2 separate regions of the Homo sapiens genome follow, and region 2 is linked to region 1. Evidence: chromatin loops called from intact Hi-C (ENCODE). Cell type or tissue: heart right ventricle. All regions are shown on one strand. Links, peaks and the distances in the headings refer to the core of each region. The heading gives the core; the rest is flanking DNA. Region 1 overlaps ARMC6 (armadillo repeat containing 6). Region 2 overlaps SLC25A42 (solute carrier family 25 member 42).

The links. Hi-C counts contacts between places; a loop is a spot of excess contacts. Peaks named below come from ENCODE experiments on the same cell type or tissue, not always from the same donor. Only the 100,000 strongest peaks of a DNase experiment are listed, where the experiment ranks them.
Region 2: a loop joins it to region 1, with 1.8 times the contacts of the local background. A loop is called at or near these places in 34 of 110 quality-filtered maps.

The regions. Positions count from the first base shown.
Region 1 is chr19:19,048,392-19,059,804 of GRCh38, reverse strand. It overlaps ARMC6 (armadillo repeat containing 6), which reads right to left. Exons shown (of 9, transcript NM_001199196.2): 5 at 7,610-8,183; 6 at 5,484-5,653; 7 at 4,409-4,540; 8 at 3,877-4,014; 9 at 1,629-2,389. The coding sequence ends at 2,177. Among named protein-coding and RNA genes, the nearest start is that of SLC25A42, 9.9 kb to the left of the region's middle. RefSeq lists enhancers at 5,726-5,785, 7,549-8,049. In heart right ventricle, for the core only: a CTCF peak has its summit at 5,824 (motif pointing left); a DNase peak (open chromatin) is centred at 5,794.
Region 2 is chr19:19,103,339-19,114,147 of GRCh38, reverse strand. SLC25A42 (solute carrier family 25 member 42) reads right to left here. Exons shown (of 8, transcript NM_178526.5): 4 at 9,210-9,235; 5 at 8,421-8,587; 6 at 7,763-7,879; 7 at 6,103-6,254; 8 at 1,118-3,579. The coding sequence ends at 3,272. Among named protein-coding and RNA genes, the nearest start is that of TMEM161A, 30 kb to the left of the region's middle. RefSeq lists an enhancer at 894-1,188 and a silencer at 3,528-3,717. In heart right ventricle, for the core only: a CTCF peak has its summit at 3,624 (motif pointing right); no DNase peak of the experiment used is centred there; H3K4me3 peaks cover 264 bases; H3K27ac peaks cover 397 bases.

The DNA.
Region 1 (11,413 bases), core at 1,918-9,917:
GTTTTTGAGACAAGCTCTTGATCCGTCACCCAGGCTGGAGTGCAGTGGTGCCATCCTAACTCACTGCAGCCTTGACTCCTGGGCTCAAGTGATCTTCCCGCCTTAGCCCAAGTTGCTGGGACCACAGACAGGTTTGGTTTTATGTAGAAGGCAAAGGGGAGCCATGGGCAGACTGAGAGCAAGGCTGGAGCAGGAATGACAGGGCCAGCACTGCAGGCCGTCCTCGAAATAGCTCAGGAGCACCTACCCCGCCACATGACAGATGAAGAAATGCTTGAGAACTGCCCAAGGTCACACTGGCCCAGAAGTTAAGTCAGGGCAGTCTGGGGCAGATTCGAGATCTTTCTCCCACATCCTGGGAGTCTCCAGGGAGGAGGGATAGGGCGGGGTGACTGGGTCAGAGGTTTGGGCCAGCCCTGCTGAGCTGAGAGCACCCTTTCCTGCTGGGGGCAGGGGAGACGGGGACACCACGGAGAGGTGCAGCCAGGGTGACGCTCCTCAGCTGTTTGCATCGGCTGGATTCCACGGAAGCTGGGGGCCTGCTGGGAAAGGAGTGTCCCTGAGGTCAAGGACTGAGCCCAGGCCATCCTGGGGCTCGGGGAGGCACATGACAAGCAGGGGCGAGGGTCCAAGAGGGGAGAGGCCTCCAAGGTGTGGGCAGGAAGGCTAGGGCACACACCAGTGGTCATGAGGCTGCCCGGACCCCCGTGAGGCCACAAGAGATGCACAAGCCACCTAGTGACCACGGTGTGACCTCTGAGTGTGACTTCAGAGCAGAAGAGCTGGGGTCTGCAGGGCCACAGCTGTCTGGGCACCCCCAGAATGCTTGGGGTGGGGTGGTCACTGAGGGCAACAACAATGATGTCTTTTTTTTTTTTTTTTGAGACAGAGTCTTGCTCTGTTGCCCAGGCTGGAGTGCAGTGGCGTGATCTCAGCTCCCTGCAACCTCTGCTGCCCGGGTTCAAGCACTTCTCCTGTCTCAGCCTCCCAGGTAACTGGTATTACAGGCATACGTCACCACACTGGGCTGATTTTTGTATTTTTTTAGTAGAGACGGGGTTTCACCATATTGGCAAGGCTGGTCTCGAACTCCTGACCTCAAGTGACCCACCCACCTCAGCCTCCCAAAGTGCTGGGATTACAGGCATGAGCCACCGTGCCCGCCGATGTCTATCTTATAGATGGGGAAATCGAGGCTCAGAGACAAGAGGTTGGGTACCTAGGACACCCAGCCTAAGACAACTGGACACCCTCCATGTGCTCAGCCTGGTCCAACACCTCTCAGAGGGCGATCTATCACTGCCCCACTCCTCACTTTAGGAGGAGCATATTGAGGCTCGGAGAGGTTCTTTCACTTGCTCAAGGCCGCAGAGCTGAGTAGGGGATGAACGTGGAGCCCTCCGGCCCTGCAGGTGGTACACGTCAGAAACAGTGATCCTGACCATGGCCTCAGCGCCTGCCTGTCTGAGGGTGACAGCAGATCCTAGATCCCTGGCTGTTCCCAAAACCCCTTTGCTATCCTCAGTGACTCCATGGCCCCCCCCACCAAAATGTCTGTCTCTCCCCCACACTCTGAGGCCACTGACTGTGGCCCCCCATGCTCAGCCAAGCTATGGAAGAGACCCCTCCGCTGTTCACCCAATGATCTTTTATTATCAGGTATCCTGGCTGGCCCAGGACCCAGAGACAGACAAGCTGGGGCCAAGCAGGGCGGAGCATCTGAGACCCATTTTACAGGTAAGAAAGACAAGGAGCAGAGGCCTGCATGAAACTGCAGTAAGCAGCAGGCGCCAGGGGGCCCAACCCCACTGGAATCGCCTGCCCTGCCCTGAGCCTGGCCCACAGTGGCTGCCACATTTCAGACAGGGCAGTGAGTGATGGGACGTGCCCTTTGCCCCCTCTGGTAGGGCGTGGGGCTGGGGGAAGGAGCAGGACAGTAACATCCGTGCTGCTGGCTGGGACCCAGAAGTGGCTGGGACATGGGGGCTGCTTTCTTCTGTGTAGAGGCCTCCCTACAAGGCTCCCCCCTCCCCCGACCCTTTACCTAGGGCCTGCCAGAAAACACTTCTCATTGTGAAGGGGACAGAACTAATGGGGGACAGTGGAGGACATGGATCTACCCCCATTCCTGAGTCACACGACTCACCCAGAGTCACGGCCCAGACTGGGCCTGGGGTCATGGCGCCAGGTTGCCCCTCTGGCCTGTCCACAGCTCTCGGAGCTCGACATGACAACCCAGGTCCCGCAGGGCGGCCTTGGCCACGTCCTCACAGTCACGGTGGGCAGATCGGGCCTGCATGATGAGTGCCTCAGCCCCCAGGTCCAGGATGGGCTTCGAGAAGGCCTGGCCGTGGGCCACCAGGTTTCGGATCAGCATGCAAGCCTGTTTCTGTAGGAGAGAGCAGCTGTGAGCTGCCAGATGGGGCTTTGGGGTGGGGTCCACTCTGACCTCAGGGTCTTCATCATAACAAGATGGAGGTGATCATAACCACAGCTGACATCCAGCAGCTGCCTATACTGTATCAAGCTAGACCCATCTCTCTACTTTACCCTCTTGGCAGCCCCACAAGGCATGGCTAACTCCCAGGCAAGGAAACAGGCTCAGGGAAGCTCCAGGATCTATCCTATGGCTTTGGAACTCTCAGCCTCAGAGTTGGTGAGCCTGAGGTCCCCCGAGGCTGGCACAGAGCCAAGGAAGGGGCCCTAGGGCAAGGGGGCAGTGAGGCCACGGGAAGACAGTGGTTGTGCACAGGCACCTGTCAATTACATCCCTACCCATTCAGTGGACATTTGTGCCCTGTGCACCTGCTGTGGGTGGGCGCGGGGCACTGCCTGGAAGCTTCCCAGGGTGGCTCCCACCACCAGCAGGACAGCAGGTGGGAAGCGCATGCAGAGTGGGGAACTGCTGGCCAGGGTGGCCAGAAGTGGACAAGGGGTCAGACCAGGTAAGGGTCAGTGTCCCAGAGTAAGAGCCAGCGAGAGCAAAGGCCCCCTGTGGGTCCCAGCCTGGTGTGTCCAAGAATCCTATGCTGGGAGTGAGGAGGCGAGGAGGGCCCCGGGGGCTGCACGGAGGAGTCTGGGTTCAGCCAGGGAGGTGTGGACAGGGTGTCCCACACTCAGAACTCAGACCAGCAGCCCAAGGAGGGGGCAGAAACCTTTCTGAAACCCCAGGCAGATCCCCATCCACGCTTCCCCAACTTCTTTCTCCCCAGATCTCTCTATAGGGACTTTTAAAAAAGGAGATTAAGGGTGCGGTGGCTCACACCTGTAATCCCAGCACTTTGGGAGGTGGAGGTGGGTGGATCACCTGAAGTCAGGAGTTCGAGACCAGCCTGGCTAACATGGCAAAACCTTGTCTCTACTAAAAATACAAAAATTAGCTGGGCGTGGTGGCCCATGCCTGTGATCCCAGCTACTCGGGAGACTGAGACAGGAGAATCGCTTGAACCCAGGAGGCAGAGGTTGCAGTGAGCTGAGATGGCGCCACTGCACTCCAGCCTGGGCGACAGAGTGAGACTGTCTCAAAAAAAAAAAAAAAAAACCCACAGAAGGAGATTACGTGTTATAGCTTTCTTTCCAGGGTTTCACCAGAAAGCCCCTCCAAACTACCCCCTCCCCAAAAAAGGAGAGTAAATGCAGAAAAAACAAAGGCAGAGAAGGAGGCAAATGAAGGCAGAATTCAGCACATTTTGCAAGATGAGAAAGAAGTTGGCCCTATGGGGCTCGGCTGTGGGAGGGACAGGGACAGGGATAGGGATAGGGACTGAGCCTTTGCCCCATCACCCACCCGCACACCGCACCTGCTCCCATGCCCTCTCTGCACCTACCTGCACATCCCACACCAGCCTGCCTGCCCCCATCCCCTGCCCTGCCCACCTGCACGCCGGCCTTCTGCGGGTGTGCCTTCATGGCCTGCAGTGCTGCCACAGCCCCGCCACCCTCCACGATGATGCGGCTGTTGTCGGGCTTACGCAGGGCCAGGAAGCACAGGGCCGCGCAGCTCTGCTCACACACCTGCAGGGGCCAGTCACAGAAAGGCTGAGATGCAGCAGATAGACCCCCCACAACATCCTGCCATGGCCACCAACCCCTGGTGAACACCCTGCGGCCTCCCCTCCGTGGGTCTCTGGCAACTCCTGTGTAATAATGGCAGGGTGACAAAAATATCAGCTCAGCTCTTAGGGGTGACAAGGGCAATAGGCCTGGTCAGATCTTTGCAGGGTGCTGGTGGTAACTCCAGGACACCCAAAGTCATGCATACGCAGGTCAGCATTTGAGAGCCAATGCCCACGACCCTCACCAGCCCTGCCCTGGCCCTGCAGGGGAATAGAGCTTCATGCAGATACAGAAACTGAACTGGGACTCCAGCCACCACCCTGCTACTGTGTGTGCCCCCCGAGGTGGGTACCTGGGGGCTGGTCAGATGCTGGGTCATAGCAGCCACGATGGACTCCGTCCCACCAGCACGGACAATAGCATCTTTCACGTCGTCGTTGCCTGCGATGGCTCGCAGGGTGCTCAGCACTTGCTTCACGAGCTCCTGCACAAGGGAAAGGCCCGCTCACCTCCAGCCAGGCCGCTGGTTGTGGGAGAGGGCTCTGAGGGAGAATGTGGGGCTGTTTTGCTGTTTGACCAACAGGTATGGTGTGACTGCAGGGTGTGACTAACGAGAAGGGGTGGCAGATGCCTGTGGCTCAGGCTGCCTGTGTCCAAACGGTACCATCCAGGTGACTTGATCCCCTACCCCGACAGGGGCAGCGGGGGCATGTGACTCAGGCCGGCCTTCAGAGCACAGGGTCCCCCTGTCCACGGCCACAGACCCAGGGTAGGCGCTAACTGCCCTGCACTGAGGACAGTGGATGAGGTGCTACTGGGACTGCTGATCCCCCGATGGAGAACCTGAGGACCCTGCCCCCAACTGCCCAGGAGTACAGGGCAAAATGTATCCCTTCATTTGCTGAAGTTGGTTCCCATTCAGCTCCTGGCCACTTGCACAGAAAGAGGCTGGCTGACGTCAACAGCTGGGCTTGGGGGCGCAGGACCGTGGCACCCCTGGGGGCTTTCCTGCAGCTGCAGCTGGATAGGGAGGCACCTGTTGATTGGCTCCCTGCTGTGGATGGGCACATGGAGAAGGGCTCAATAATCGGCTGCTAAACGGAGTAATGAGTAGGGACACTGCTCTATTCTGTAGCTAGGGAAACTGAGGCAGAGGTGCGGGAACTAACCCAAGTATCCCAGCCTTGGCCGACACACCCCAACCCTATGCTTCCTACCATCCTTTTCCTGGTGCAAAAGGACAATAAGGGAGAGCAGGTGGGTTTGTTTCCCCCCCGACCTTTGGTTCCTGCCCTTGGGTCCGTGAAAAGAAAAACTGCACTTTGGTTCCGACACTGGCAGGCAGGGCTGGCTTGTTCTGACTATAGCTCGTCCGGTTGACTGGGACCCAGAAGGACAGCACGCAATGGGCCAGGGGGACTTCATACCTGAACGCCGCTCTGGTCCCTCATCTGGTGGTCATTGCAGTCGGCTAGCAGGGACACCAGAATGCTCAGGCCCCCGAGGTCGACGACCTCCTGGCAGAACTCGTTGCGAATGGCCAGGCGGGACAGGGTTCCACAGAGCTCGCTCAGGATGCCAGGGTTATCCAGGAACGCTGCAGGGAGAAAGGGAGACGGTGGTGGGGGCGGGAAGAACCAGCCGCAGGGCCCTCTGTTTTGGTGGAGATCCTGCTCCACTGGAAGAGTCCAGCCCTTCTGCCTATTGGAGTGGCCACGGGCACCAGGAAGGCCCCAGGGAACACCAGGGGCTACCTGGGCCTGCAGTGCCCCCTGCTGGCTGCTGGGAAGACTTAAGAATGTGCCCCCCAACCCGCTTCCTTCCATCATGCCCCAAATAAATTCCATACCAACTCATGGTCTCACCTAAAAAAAGAAAACTATAATAGTGCAAAAAAAAAAAAAGACATCTGAAGACTATTTTTATGATCATGGGGTAGGAATGGCTTCTCTAAGTGCAACAGGAAACTCCAGAACCATAGAGGGACACATACGGACTGGGCTGACGTGGCCAAAACTGAACACAGGAGCCGCAGATGGAGCCCAGAGGCGCTGCACCAGGAAGCAGGTGCCGGCACTCACGCCAAGAGGGCGAAGATCCTGCACCTACACAGGGCTGCGACGGTCAGTTCCTGTGACCACCTGTAGCCCTCTGCAGTTCCACCCAATGCCAATCTAGGTGTTGCCGTGGAGGTATTCTGTCCACATGGTTACCATCCACAATCAGCTATCTATTATTATTATTATTATTATTAATTTTTTTGAGACAGAGTCTCGCTTTGTCACCAAGGCTGGAGTGCAGTGGCGTGATCTTGGCTCACCACAATTTCTCCTTCCTAGGCTCAAGAGATCCTTGTGCCTCAGCCTCTCAAGTAACTGGGATTACAGGTGCCCACCACCACGCCCAGCAATTTTTGTATTTTTAGTAGAAACAGGGTTTCATCATGTTGCCCAGGCTGGTCTTGAACTCCTGGGCCCAAACAATCCTTCTACCTCAGCCTCCCAAAGTGCTGACATTACAGGCATGAGCCACCATGCCCAGCCCAGTTGCCTTTAAGTAGAGGAGATGACCTTGAACAATGTGAATGGGACTCATTCCATCAGCTGAAGTCCTTAGAAGGAAACTGAGGTGTTTCCCCGAAAAGGGGACTGCCTGGGGGTTTCCAGCCTGCCCTATGGAGTACAGACTTGCCATAATTGCATGATCCCATTCCTTACCAAAAAGTCTCTTCATATATACATATCCTGTCTCTGGCAGAAACCTAACTGATTGGAGCTCCTATAAATAAAACAGGAAAGATGTGAGCTACCTCCTGGAAAAGCAGCCTGACTTTGCAGAAGGTCGGGACTCATTTTCAGCCTTGCTGGAGGTGTGGAAGGGAGACTGAGGTGGGCCCATCTCCTCAGCAGACAGAGCCAGAACCCCCACACAGGCCTGGCCACAGAACCAGAGTGACGGGGCAGGCAAGAAAGGGGAACTCATCCTCCTAACACCTTCTGTGTGTCAATCAGGACTTTTCTGGTGGGTTCAGTGGATGGGATGGGGGTAGGGGTTAAGACAGAAGCTTTAGGGTCTGACGGTCAGCACTGTGACCTCCCAGGGCTGGCTCACCATGGTCACCCTGGAGCCAGACACATGAATATGCCTAAGGATTTGTGGCTGAATATGATCAAGCGTGTACACATCCAGCTGAGACTGCCATGGTGCATGCCAGCCAGCCCCCCCGAGTCCTCTTATTTCCCTCTGGGGAGGTCCCCCTTCCCCACTCTCAGCCCCTGGAGTTGGACACAGCAAGCCCCTTCCCCAGACAGCTCCAGAGATGGGATTGTGGCCTGCTCCTGGCCCCTGAGTGCTGGCCTGGAATTCTCCTGGAGCCACTAGAAAACATGGGGAGACTCTTCACGAGGGCTGCCATGCAGGCAGGTCTAAGCCGAGGGGCGAGTGGAGCCTTGAGCCTGCCGTGCCTAAAGCAGTCCTGAGCCCTGACCCTCACTCTGGTCACATCTGACCCGCCCACTTTGTTCGCTGGCTCGTGTCGGCCCCCAGCTCTTACCTTTGGTGGCTTCGATGAGCACCTTCAAGCCTTTGTTCTCCTGCACAATCATCTTGGCATGGTTGTGGGCATGGCCAAAGGGCACACGGATGTCGTCATCGAAGGTCATGACACGCAGGGCCCAGCAGGCTTCCCTGACCACGTCAGTGTGGTGGCCATGATGGGTGATGGCACCAGTCAGCAGAGGCAGCACGCCAGCTTTCACCAGGTCTTGCCGATTCTGTTCATGTTTCAGGCAAGCGTGACGCACACAGCGGATCCCAGAGCAGGTCAGGTCAGCCTCATCAGCATTCTGGGTCAGCGTGGCCACTAGGAGCTGCAGGCCCTGGGCATCCAGGAGGTCTGGCTGTCCATCAGTCAGCACCGACAGGGCATTGAGGGACTGGAGCAGAAGGCCCTGGTCACCTGCAGTGGCCAGCTTCCAGGCAGTGAAGATGATGGGGTAGGCCCCCTTCTGGGCCGCGAGGAAGCGGCAGGCCTTGTCCTGTTTGCACTGGTCGCAGAAGCGGGTGAGGTATGCTGACACCTCCTGGGGGCGAGAGCTGGCCACAGACTCCTGGAGGTCACTGAGCATCTGGGAGACATGGGAGAAACCTCAGCATCAGCTCAGGCAAGAGGAACCCATGGCCACAGCAACAGTGTCTGGACCCCTGCAAGGTTCCCTCCCCTGGGATCTGGGCCTGCAGTGGAAGTGATGTGGGGCAAGTTACAGCTCTGGCAACTTCCAGACCTGTGATTCTAGGAGCTTTGAGCTTCAGAGGCCATAGCGTGGAAGACTGACACACACACACACACACACACACACACACACACACACACAGAGAGAGAGAGAGAGATCCAGACAACTCAGTGTCCCTGCCGAAGGGCTGCACACATAAATGCAGACATATTAAACATTCCAGCCCTACCTGCCATCAAGAGGCCCCAAGCGATACCAGCAGAAGAACCATCCAGTTGAGCCCAACCAGGCAGAATCACAAGAAACAATAAGATGCCTGTTGTTTGGGTTGTTTGTCACACAGCTGTAACAAACTGGCACACCTGTCAATGGTCAGCTCTCCAAGGAAGGAGAAAGCCACATTCACCAGACATACCCATCCTGATGTCTCCTTTCATCTCTCTCATTCACTCCACAAACATTTATTGAGCACCTGCCAAATGTGGTTACACTGTACAGAGAGCAGATTTATCCAAATTCAACTCTAAGCCACTGGGGAGAAAATACTTTAAACAACTCAGATAAGTTTAGCTGCCATTCAACTACATGACCTCGGGACATGTCTTAGCATGAGCCAAAGATGAATCTGTGAGCCTGAAGTGTAGGAGATTATTTGCCCTCAGACTGAATCAGGGTGGTTCTACAGAAACCACCAGCCCAAAGGGCTTTGATTTGGCATTGACTGACACGAAAAACAAAGAAGCCTATGGGATAATCCTCACTGAGCTCAGATTTGTGGACCTAAGTATATGTTACAATGCAACAGGATATTTAAAAAGGTAAGTTTTTGCTAAAATGAGATTAGAACTGAAAAACAAAAAACAACAAAAATTAAGTTAACACCAGTGTGCATGACTAGAATAGACATTACTACAAAGAATACATACAAATGGCCACTAATACATGAAAAGATGCTCAATGTCACTAATCATTAGGAAAAATGCAATTCAAACCTACAGAGAAGCCAGGCGTGGTGGCTCATGCCTGTAATCCCAGCATTTTGGGAGGCCAAGGCAGGAGGATCACTTGATCCCAGGAGTTCAAGACTCGCCTGGGCAACATACGGAGCATTCATCTCAAAAAAGAAAATCAAACAGAATTACTGTGTGACCCATCAGTTCCACTTCTGGGGATACACTCAAGAGAACTGAAAGCACAGTCTCAAAGAGATACCTGTACACCCATGTTCATAGCAGCATGATTCATCAGAGCCAAGAGGTTGGAGGTTGCAGGGAGCTGAGCTCGTGCCATTGCACTCCAGCCTGGGCGACAGAGAGAGACTCTGTCTCCAAAAAGAAAAACAAACAAACAAAAAAACACTACAATGACAACAAAGAAATTCAGGCACATAGTATGCTATGGATATACCTTGAGGACATTACGCTAAGTGAAATAAGACAGTCACCAAAAGACAAATACTGTGATTCCATTTATTTAAAAAAAATTTTTTTTTTTAGATGGAGTCTTCCTCTGTCACCCAGGCTGGAGTGGAGTGGTACCATCTCAGCTCACTGCAACCTCCACCTCCTGGGTTCAAACAATCCTCCCGCTTCAGCCTCCTGAGCAGCTGGGACTACAGGCATGTGCCACCACGCCCGGATAATTTTTGTATTTTTAGTGGAGACAGGGTTTCACCATGTTGGCCAGGCTGGTCTCTAACTCCTGACCTCAAAGTGATCTGCCCACCTCAGCCTCCCAAAATGCTGGGATTACAGGCATAAGCCAGGGTGGCCAGCCTGTGATTCCATTTATATGAGGTCCTGGAGTAGTCAAATTTGCAGCAACAGAAGGTAGAATGATGGTTGCTAGAGGCTGAGGGGAAGAGGAACATGGAGTTTGTTTCAGTATCGCAAGTCATGGATAGTCATGATGGTTGCACAACATTATGAATGTACTTAATGACACTGAACTCTACATTTAAAAATGGTTACAATGGTAAATGTTTTTATGCACATTTTACATAACAAACAGCGGTGTAGCACTTCAGCAGAAACCCTGTAAGAAACTTGAAAAGCTCCTGACAGAAATGCCTTTGAGGATGCACAGTATTGGAGTTAGAACTACCAAGATTTCACAAGGAATTACTAAGTTAGCAAGGATGTGTAAACTAAAAATAAAATTCTTGGCCGGGCATGGTGGCTCATGCCTGTAATCTCTTCACTTTGGGAGGCCAAGGCAGGTGTATCGCTTTGAGCTCAGGAGTTCAAGACCAGCCTGGGCAACGTGGTAAAACCCTGTCTCTAAAAAAAATACAAAAATTAGCCAGATGTTGGTGGCTCACACCATGTAGTCAGCTACATGGGAGGCTGAGGCTGAAGAATTGCTTGAGCCCGGGAAGCAGAGGTTTCAGTGAGCTAAGATCACACCACTGCACTCTAGCTGGGGAGACCCTGTCTCAAAAAAAAAAAAAAAAAAAAATCTAAGTCCTCATCCATACTAAGGACCCCTCCTCTTGGCCAAAGGTATTCCAAAGGTAACCTGAAAAACTACTTCAGGTCATGATGGGAAGTGGCGGTCAAATATGTCTCATTTTATCTTCCTGCCTTTGGAAGTCAGACATAACTGATCATCGTAAGACTTTTTTGTAGCAATAAGACACCAAGTTCCAGCCTAACTAATACAGTATGGAAAGAAATCAAAGTATTTTACCCTAAAATATATTTCTCTGACATATTTTGAAATGGCCCTGCAAAGCTATCTCTTGTGGGGAAAAGCTACATTCTACAGAGATTCCCTTTCCAGGTCTTTTCCCTGATTCAGGAGAGAATTAACTAAGAGTCTGGCACCTTTTTAAGTCTGATAAGAAATATTTACAATCTATTTTCTCTGAAGCCTGCTACCTGGAGGCTTCCTTGATAAACCCTTGATCTCCACAACCCGTCTTAAGCAAAATATTCCTTTCTATTGATTCTAGGTCTTTAGATAACTCTTTCAATCAGAAAATCTTTTTTTTTTTTTTCTGAGTCTCATTCTGTTGCCCAGGCTGGAGTACAGTGGCATGATCTCGGCTTACTGCAACCTCCGCCTCCTGGATTCAAGTGATTCTCCCGCCTTAGCCTCCCAAGTAGCTGGGATTATAAGCACCC
Region 2 (10,809 bases), core at 1-8,000, 56 kb before region 1:
GGTTTGGTAACATAAGGGAGGCGTGAATTTCTGAGTGGCTGGGACTACAGGCACGCACCTCCAAGACTGGCTAATTAAAAAAAAATTTTTTTTTGAGACGGAGACTTCTCAGTCACTCAGGCTGGAGTGCAGCGGCTCACTGCAACCTCCGCCTCCCAGGTTCAAGCAATTCTCCTGCCTCAGCCTCCTGAGTAGCTAGGATTTTTGTACTTTTAATAGAGATGGGGGTTTCAGCATGTTGGCCAGGCTGGTCTTGAACTCCTGACCTCAAGTGATCCACCTGCCCTGGCCTCCCAAAGTGATGGGATTAAAGGCGTGAGCCACTGCATCCGGCCTAATTTTTCTATTTTTTTGTAGAGATGGGGGGTCTTACTGTGTTGCCTAGGCTGGTCTCAAACTCCTGGGCTCAAGCAAGCCACCTGCCTCAGTCTCCAAAGTGCTGGGATTACAGGCATGAGCCACCACACCCACCCTGGTAAATGTCATCCTGGGGATCCTCTAGGAGAAAACCGCACAGCTGCTGAACAATGTGCACAACGGAGACCAACTCAAAAGAAATCCTGTTGCACGTGAGCAGATTGGAGAGCAGTGGGGGGTCAGCGCAGTGGAACTTATTCCTACTCCCACCCCAACAAGAGCACCAGGCCTGTGCTGGCCCAGCCGCCCCTCCTCTCTGGGCACGCAGAGGCTCCCACTTCTGGCCTGGCAGTGGGTGGGTCCTCCAAGTTGCTCTGGCCAATGGGCTGCAGGTGAAGTGAGCCAGGATTGCCACTGGAGACCCTCTGGTGGCTGCCCCTGCAGATGGTGACTGACGTTCAGGCCTGAAGCCTCAGCCAGCCCCAGAGTGCAGGGCTCTTGGGAAGGAAGGCCATGTTCAAGCCCATGAGACTTTGGGCTGTGCTGGCTGCACAGAGACGGCCCCTCCTGCCTTTGTGGGTGGCCACATATATCCTGAAAGGGATGAGTGTATGCACAGAATCTCTGTGGGAGGAGACAAGAGAAAATGGTCACAGGAGGCCCCCTGCAGAGGGAACTGTTCACCTACTTTTCACTGTAAACCCTTGTGGACAGCTGGTGTTTTCTGGAAAATTGTGGTATGTATTAATTCAAACAACAATTGCATTTAAAAACTTCTTTATTCAAGACTTTTATTCAGAACTTTTATCACAAATGTGTCAAAAGCACTTCAACCCTGTTTGGGGGTTCATGGGGGAAGATGGGGGGGCGGTCAGAGCCAAAGAAGAGCCAGGAGCAGGAGAAGAAGTCATTTAAGTTTTTATTAAATATACTCTCTTGGCACAAATCTTTAAAATATATAAACATTAGATATAAACAGTGTCTTCATGGCATCAAAATATAACTCCAGACCAAGACCAGTGACCAGCAGGGAGGCGAGTGACCGCAGAGCCTGAGGGCCTGGCTGTGTGCAGGGGTGGGGGACAGCACTGTCCCCAACTCCTGCCGGGTCCCACTCAGCTAGGAGCCATCTCCGGGGAGACACACTGGGGTCAGCAGGGACTGGGGGACCCTCCCACCTACCCCTTGTCTCTCCTGCCTAGCCTGTGGCCCCAAATCCACTCATTTGGTCTCACCCACCTGGGGCAGACCCCCAATTCCTACTGCTGTTGCATGCTTGTGGGAGTTGGGTGCCCTCCCATCTCCCTGTGAGGGTTGCCCTGCCTCTCCTGCCAAGTTTAAGTGCTGGGTAAGGGATACCCACACAGTGGGACAGCCCCTCACAGCCATCACAGGCTGCCTGGGCCTCTGGGGACAAGATCAGGGATGGCTGGTGGCCACATGCAAGGAAGGCAGAGAGAGCGGTCTGCACACCTGCAGGTCCAAGGCAAGAACAGGAGGAGGACAGAAGGAAGGGAAATGAAGTCACGACTGGAGATGAACAAGCTCAGATCCCTTCACACAGCGTGTGCTGAGCCAGCTGTCGAAAGCAACACTCACGGTCACGCTCACCCTGGCACCAGGCAGACCAGTCAGGGGTTCGATGTGAATAGATCATAGACCCGGGGTCAGCCAAGTTGAAAACCAAAACAAAACAAACAAAAAAAAGAAATCAAGAAACTCACCATGTCATTAGGAAATGGGTGTTTCTGAGTCCCTGTGATAGCTGGCGGGCCCTGGGGGACTCCTCTGAGAGACCAGTTAGCTGGGGGTTCCCCTGGGTACCTCAGATTTTCCTCACCTCCCACCCCCAAGCTATACTCTATCATGAGGCTCCCACTTCGGGGGATTGAGGCTAGCAGGCACCCCATGCTCCATTTCATAGAAACTGAACAACCCCTGTGGGCTTTAAATTGCTCCATATCCCAGCCAAGTGCCTGCTCAAGTGGGGACCCAAGGACCTGCTGGATACCACAGCTGGGCAGAGGGTTGGGGCACTGAGATGCTAGGCCTGGGGGGCTTCTGGGCCAAAGGAGGTGGTTTGTGTGCTCACATTTCAGCAGATGCCCCAGGATGCAGGTCTGACCCAAACCTGAGGCAGTTCCGTGTCATGGCCTGGGCCTCGAGCCCTGCTGTGCAGAGCAAGCATGAATCTCCTGGGAAGGTTACAAAGCAGGTGGGCATGGGCAGGCAACTCTAGGGGGAGATGCACTCTTGGGGACCCAGCTGCTTGCAGGGTCTAGGATAGACATGAGGCTCTGGGGGACACTGTTCCCAGCAGGAGGCTCTAGTGACTGAGGAGTCGTGGCCATGTGGGAAATACTGGAGAAGGCAGGGCCGGCAGGGTGGGGTGGGCCAGGGGCTGCATTTGTGGCCAAAGCTGAGCACGAGGCTGGCCCCATCCTGGGCAGGGTCCGCCTGCAAGAAAGGCGCCCCCGCACCCTGGAGGCCGGGCAGGCACGTGGAGTCAGAACAAGAAGGTCCAGGCGCGGTCTGGCTCTGAGCCTGGTGGGGACAGGGGTCACTAGAATCAGCAGCATGTCGGAGGACACACAGGATCAGGAGGTGGAGCTGACCACGCCCCACTAGGGCCTTTTGGGCAACACCTCCGGCAGACAGCGCCAGCGTCTGCAGAGGAAGGAAGAGGGGAGCTGCGGGACCCCCCACACCATCGCCCCAACACTGCACTTCCAGGGCTGCCAGCTTTGCGTTTGGACGTGGACTCTGAGCCCAGGCCCCTCAGGCCCACCTGCTCGTTCCATAAAGCGCCCCATGTGCCTCCTGAAGTAGAATCAAGCGCACCCCCCCACCGTTCCATGGGCCCAGAATACAAAGGGGTCACCGGTCCACCGTCCTGAGAGCAGCTCAGGGTCCCCTAGCTCTGCAGGTGCCGCAGCAGGATCTGCATGAGGTCGAAGGTGGTGAAGCTGATGCCCACGGCGATGGGACCCTTGACCCAGTTCATGCTCAAGCCTTTGTAGAGGCCGCGCACGGCGCCCTCCTCCCGCACGATGGTGCGCAGCGTGCGGGCGATGGAGGCGCGCGGGTAGCCCGTGACGCCGGCCGTCTGCATGCGCCGCCGCACCACATCCAGCGGGTACGAGGCCGACTGCCCGATGAGGCCAGCGCAGGCGCCGAAGATCATGCGCTCGAAGGGGTAGGGCTGCCGGCGGCCGCTGTACTCTGCAGGGCGAGGGGCGGGAGGGCCGTGAAGGCGCCGCGAGGGGGCGCGCACCCCGCACCCGTGCGCGCGCCTTTGCACCCCTAGGAGCAACCTGCGTGCACATACACACATGCACTTGCACCCCCACGTGTGTTCGCACTCATGCGCACCCACACGCCCCACTGCCTCACCTCCGGGTCGCTCCTTTCACTCAAACTCGAGAAATAAAAAAAATTTTTTTTTTGGAGATGTAATTTCACTCTTGTTGCCCAGGCTGGAGGGCAATGGCCCAATCTCGGCTCACTGCACCCTCCGCCTCCCGGGTTCAAGCAATTCTGTCTCAGCCTCCAAAGTAGCTGGGAATACAGGCATGCACCACCACGCCTGGCTAATGTTGTATTTTTAGTAGAGACAGGGTTTCTCCATGTTGGTCAGGCTGGTCTCAAACTCCTGACCTCAGGCGATCTGCCTGCCTCGGCCTCCCAAAGTGCTGGGATTACAGACATGAGCCACCGAGCCCGGCCGAGAAATAAAATTTCTTAAAAGGCAGAAACACAGAGAATCATAGAACCAACTCCTAGAGCCACTGCTCACATCTAATCAGCTCTACTCCACGTCTAGTAAAGGAACATTCTAGGTGCTCCCGTGCCTGGTCCCCGACCTGCGCCCTCCCTGGGGAGCCCCTGCGAGCTGTTGCACAGAGTGGACATAAGTGACCATGAACTTCACCCTGCTCTGTCTTGCGGGTCTAAACGGGGTGTGTGGGTGTGGAGGAGGAAGGAGCAGCAACAGGTCAGTAGGGGTACTTTAAACATTTGTAATAGTAAATTTAGAACTAGGAATTTAAAACAGCCAAGGCTGGGTGCAGTGACTCACGCCTGTAATCTCAGCACTTTGGGAGGCCAAGGCAGGCGGATCACTTGAGCCCAGGAATTGGAGACCAGCCTGGCCAACATGGAGAAACCCTGTCTCTACCAAAAACACACAAAAATTAGCCAGGTGTGGTGGTGGGCGCCTGTAATCCCAGCTACTAGGGAGGCTGAGGCAGGAGAATGGCTTGAACCCAGGAAGTGGAGGTTGCAGTGAGCTGAGATCGTTCCACTGCACTCCAGCCTGGGCGGCAGAGTGAGACTCCGTCTCAAAAAAACAGCCAGACAGGAGACACTGTGATCTGCTCACCAGGTGGGCAAAAACAAGGGGTCTGATGGCATCACGTGGGGTGAGAACGTGGGGTCAAGGGGCTGGAAAGCACTCCAGAGAGAAACACCGAAAATGGGGTTTTACAGTCACACAAGGAGACGAGCTCCTGGATGTCGGCTGATCACAGAAAACCTGGCAACAGCCAAAGGGCACCCCAAGAAGGTAAGGCCCACTGTGCAGCCACTAAAAAGGCGGAACAGAGCACAGATGCTGGTGGATGCACCCCAAACCAGCTGAGCTGGGAGCTGCACTCCCGGGTGAGCTGACTCCACTTGGAGCATTTTTTATACCTGTGAAAGGTGACATGGTTTTGTTCATGCCACAGATAAATACATACAGAAGTATTTTCAAAGCAGTCTTGAGGGGTGCAACCCTCACTTCTAATAAGAGGCCTCAGGAGAGAGACTTGGGCCCTCAGCGTTACCCCTAACATTTTATTTCTTTGACAAAAAATGTCTGGGAGTGGGCTGAGTGCAGCGGCTCACACCTTTAATCCCAGCACTTTGGGAGGCCAAGGCAGGAGGATCGCTTGAGCCCAGGAGTTTGAGACCAACTTGGGCAACAGAGGGAGACCCCATCTCTACAAAAAAGAAAAAAAACAAAATATCTGGGAGCAAATGTAGCAAAATGTGAATGCCTGTTCACATGCAGTGGCAGGTATGAGTATTATATCATTCTTTGTACTTTTTGATTTTCTCCCAACTACCAAAACAAGCAAGAGTACTTCCTTTCCATCTGGGTTTTACCCATATGCTTTGCGTGTGTGCTCGTGAAGAGGTGAGGTATCAATGCTCTAGGTGACACACTGGGCTTCCCAGAGTCACTTTTTTTTTTTTTCTTGAGACAGGGTCTCACTTTGACACCCAGGCTGGTGTGCAGCAGTGAGATCACAGCTCACTGCGGCCTTGACCTCCCAGGCTTGGGTGATCCTCCCACCGCAGCCTCTCTAGTAGCTGGGACCACAGGTGTGTGCCACCATGCCTAATTTTTTTGTATCTTTGGTAGAGACGGGGTTTCGCCATGTTGCCCAGGCTGGTCTGCAACTCCTGACCTCAAGTGATCCGCCCACCTCGGCCTCCCAAAGCACTGGGATTACAGGCACGAGCCGTGGCACCAGCCAGAGTTCCTCTCACTTAGGCATTTAAGGCAGTGAGTCCAGGTTCCTCAGTGGCGGCTGCACACAGTGTGTTTTCTCCCGATTTGGATGTGGGTCTACAGCCTGCCCCACCCAGGGGTCGTACCCCACTCCGCCTGGTCTCCAGGTCTATGTGACCCAGGTGGAGCTGCTGTCCCCAGGGAATGCTTCCTGAACGTCCCCTCCTCATGCTCCCAGCTCTCCTTACCTCTGTGCAAGCTCTTGAGCGTCTCATAGGTGAAGAAGCTCAGGCCAGCGTAGGGAATGACCCCCAGCACGGTGGGCATAAATCCATGGTAGAGAGTCTTCAGCCCCTCTTCTCTCGAGATGCGGATGAAGACATGAAAGATGTTGCTGTACCTGCCAGGACAGAGCAGCCCAGCAGGTGGGACTCAGGCCTCCCAGGCACAGGGAGGAGCCACAGAGGCTCTCGGCTCCTCCCGAAGCCGGCTGGGCCTGGGTGTGTCTGGATGTTGATGTTTTCCTTCTTCTTCAAGACATATAACCCCATCACTCAAGCTTTGTTATTAGAGGGGAAATGCATGCGTAAGCCCAGACTCCACCTTCGCCACGGGAAGCAAGTGCTCAGCCCTTGTCTTTTTTTTTGTTTCTTTGTTTTTGTTTTGAGACAGTCTCCCTCTGTTGCCCAGGCTGGAGTGTAGTGTCACAGTCTTGGCTCACTGCAACCTCTGCCTCCTGGGTACAAGTGATTCTCCTGCTTCAGCCTCCCAAGTAGCTGGGATTACAGATACATGCCAGCAGACCTGGCTAATTTTTTATTTTTAGTAGAAATAGAGTTTGCCATGTTGACCAGGCTGGTCTTGAACTCCTGACCTCAGGTGATCCACCCACCCCAGCCTCTCAAAGTGCTGGAATTACAGGCGTGAGCCACCATGCTCGGCCTCTATTCTTACACTTTTTTTGTTTTTTTTTTTTTGGAGACAGGGTCTCACTCTGTGGACCGGCTGGAGTGCAGTGACGTGATCATGGCTCACTGCAGCCTCAAGCTGCGAGACTCAAGCAATCCTCCTCCCTCAGCTTCTGGAGCAGCTGGGATCACAGGCGTATGCCATCACATCAGGCTAATATTTCAGTTTTTGTAGAGATGGGGTCTTGCTATGTTGCCCAGGCTGGTCTCAAACTCCTGGGCTCAAGCGATCCTCCTGCCTTGGCCTCCCAAAGTGCTGGGATTACAGGCATGGGCCACCGCACCTGGGCCCAAGCCCGGTCTATTCTTACACATTTTTCATGATCATGGTATCTTCCTTGAATTAAGCATTCTAGTCTCAGACTTTTTTTTTTTTTTTTTTTTTTTTTTTGAGAGACAGAGTCTGGCTCTATTGCCCACACTGGAGTGCAGTGGCTCGATCTCGGCTCGCTGCAACCTCCGCCTCCCGGGTTCAAGCAATTCTCCTGCCTCAGCCTCCCAGGTAGCTGGGAGTACAGGTGCGTGTCACCACGCCCGGCTAATTTTTGTATTTTTAGTAAATACGGGGTTTCACCATGTTGCCCAAGCTGGTCTCAAACTCCTGACCTCAAGTGATCCGCCCACCTCGGCCTCCCAAAGTGTTGGGATTACAGGCGTGAGCCACCGTGCCCGGCCGTATTCTTACATATTTTTACTGCATCTGTGCCCAGTTCAAAATGAAGACCCTTGGTTTGATCTAAGCAGAAAGTGACCCCCAGGCTAAGAGAACAAATTGCTGCCTTTCTGGAACAGCTGCAGAATGACACATCAGGCCTGCCCTGTGGACACGGAGGCCCAGATGCAAACCCCTGGGGCCCGATAGAGAGAGGGATTCCGACCTGGGAGCCCCCGAGACACAGAGCCCCCGGGGCTGATGCGCATCACCGATGTAAGGACTCACATTTCCTTCGGGGTTACGGCCATCCGCGCTCTGACCAGGTCCAGGGGGTAGGTCAGTGAAGCGGCTGTCGTTCCAGCCAGTGCGCCGGCGAAGAGGCGAGGCCAAGGGGGCAGGGCTCTGAACAGGGCAGGAGGAGAAGGCGAGACGGCAGTGAGGGGGTTGCAGATGCACAGAGGCCCAGCCTGGAGCACCCGCACGTCTCTGCTGGGGCGGGGACAGGGGTGGGGACCGAGGAACACGAGGCGGGTTTGGCTTCCTCCTGGCCAAGCTGATGGGGTCTCTGGAGTGGGCCTCATTTTGAGGTTTACATGGCTGCCTTCCCTTCCCCCCTGCTGGCATAAATTAATGATGCGTATTTTCCCTACGGCCCTGGGGGCATAGTAACCTGCCCCTCTGGGATTTATGCGTGGGGGTGGAGAAACGTCTGGAGACAAACGGGCAAAGGAGAGGAGCTCTGAAGACAGAATAGGGCATGTGACAGAGTCAGGGGGTCCCTCAGGAGGGCCTGGGTGAGGAGTCTCCCAGTGTTTCGTTGTGGGAAGAGGGAAGGCAGGGCTAGGGGCAAGGCACGAAGAGGAGGGAGCGGGGCGTGCAGAAGAAAGAGAGAGGGGCGGGCGTGGGCGGGGCGATTCTGTGGCAGGGCGGGGCGGGGCCTCACTCTCCACGGAAGCCATAGTAGCTGCCCAGGATGCGCTTGTACTCCTCGTGTGCGCTGAACTGGATGGCGGCGTAGGGCACCACGCGCACCATGGTGGCCGAGTTCCCGCGCCACAAGCTGAGAAATCCCTCGTTGAGGTAGGTGTAGTAGAGGACCCGGAAGGCCTCCTGGAGATAAGCGGGAAGGTCAACATCCCTCTGCCTCTGCCTGCCCTCCCTGCGGGCCTCTGTGACCAGCAGAGCGCCCAAAGTGCGGAGGCGGGGCCGGGGTGACCCCATCTCCATGCACAGCACATAACCCCACCCCCATGTGAGGGCCCCACCCCGATTTGTCCAGACTGACATTATCAACCCCAGCCCCGTCCTTCCTCCCTATGTTTTCTGGGCCTCCCACCCCACCAAGTTCTCTTGGGGACTGCAAAGCGAACCAGGCTGCAAAGCAGCTCGGAGCCCTGCCCAAGGGCATGTCTGTTGGTGTTTGGCATCCCAGCTTTTACAGTTTATCTTTTCCTTTATTAAGAAAGTAGCACCTGCTCTCTGTTTAACAATAAATCAAACATGAAAAGGTTGTTTTAGAGCTGTTGAGTCTCCCCACCCCACTGCCGGAAGGACACTCGGGATGTCCCGTCAGTTCCCAGGCTGGGCTGTGTCCAGGCAGAGCTGGGAATGGGAAGACAGGTAGTCCTGTCCCCACCCCTGAGACTCTCCTCAGACCACCTGCCTAACTCCTGCCAGCCCATCAGGGTAGTGGTGACTGTCCCCAGGCCGGGGCGGTGACATAGTGGCTCACCTTGGCAGAAAATCTTTTTGAAGACACTGGAAAAAACAAAAGCACAAAAGCCACTGAGATGCAAAGGACAGAACCTCCCATCTGCGTGGCCCCACCCCTGGCACCCACTAGCAGAGTCACCCTCCTTTTCCCCCCAATCTTGTCCCAGGAATGGGAGCTGAGCTGACACCCAAGCCCCAGAATAGTGAGGGTCTCCATTGAGAGGAGAACGTGTCTGAGATGGGTTGACACTCAGCACCCTGCCCCTGGACTAGACTACCATTCACCCAAACCCCTGCAGGGAAGGTGTCCCAGCCTCCAGGCACTTGGGTCTCAGCTGAGAAGCCCTGGCTCTCTCAGAACAAGGCCTGCAGGGGTCTACATGTGGGGTCTGCCCTCTCTCCCGGACATGCCCCTCCCAGGGTCCCAGCACAGGCACCGCTATCCTGCCTCTCCCACCCCCTGTGGCTGCCAGGTTCCCTTTCTGGCTCTGTGCTGCCCTTGGGCATGGGGGACCCGAGCCATGGTGGGCCATAAGCACTCTTGGGAGAGACCCAGAAAAACAGGCCACAAACGGTCACCAGGAGCCTCTGACGTGGTCTGGCAGCCCGCCTCCCTCACCCCTCACCACCCACCACTTGTGTGTGCAACATGCATGCATGCCTGCTGCCTCAAGGGTTGAACCCCAGTTCCCTGCAGAACACAACACCCTGCACCTGCTCATGCGCACTTAAAGGGGCCTGCCCTGGCCAGGTGCAGTGGCTCAAACCTGTAATCCCAGCACTCTGGGAGGCTGAGGCGGGTGGATCACCTGAGGTCAGGAGTTCGAGACCAGCCTGGCCAACATGGTGAAACGCTGACTCTACTAAAAAAAAGTACAAAAAAATTAGCCAGGCATGGTGGCAGACTCCTGCAATCCCAGCTACTCGGGAGGGTAAGGCAGGAGTATCGCTTAAATCCAGGAGGTGGAGGTTGTGGTGAGCCGAGATCGCACCACTGCACTCCAGCCAGGGGGACAGAGAGAGACTCTGTCTCTAAATAAATAAATAAATAAATAAATAAATAAATAAATAAGGCTGTCCCTTTCGAAGGCCTGCCAGCTCACTGGATGCCCATGCCAGCCAAGGAGGAAGCGGATATCCATGCCTCCACTTTACGGAGGAGGAAACTGGGACACAGAGAGGGTAGGGGATCGGCTCAAGGTGGTGGGAAGGGCCTGGCTCAAGCCTGCAGATTCTTCCCAAACAGCTGAGGGGCAGAGGGCCCGGGCCGTAACCATCTTGCTTCTGGGCCCTAGGCAGGAACTGGTAACTGTTTGAAGGGGGCAAAGGCCACCTCTTCAGAGGACCCTGTGACTAACCCTAGCGAGGGAGGGCGAGGGTTTCTGTTGAGGGTTTAATTTCTGTCCTCTGAAAAGCTATGTCTGAGTTCTAACCCCTAGTCTCCAAGAAGGTGACCTTATCTGAAAGCAGGGCCTTTGCAGATGTAATAGAGTTAAGGTAAGGTCATACTGGGTTAGGGTGGGCCCTAAATGCGAATTGGTGTCCTTATAAGAAGAGAAAACAGGCCGGGCGCGGTGACTCATGCCCATAATCCCAGCACTTTGGGAGGCCAAGGCGGG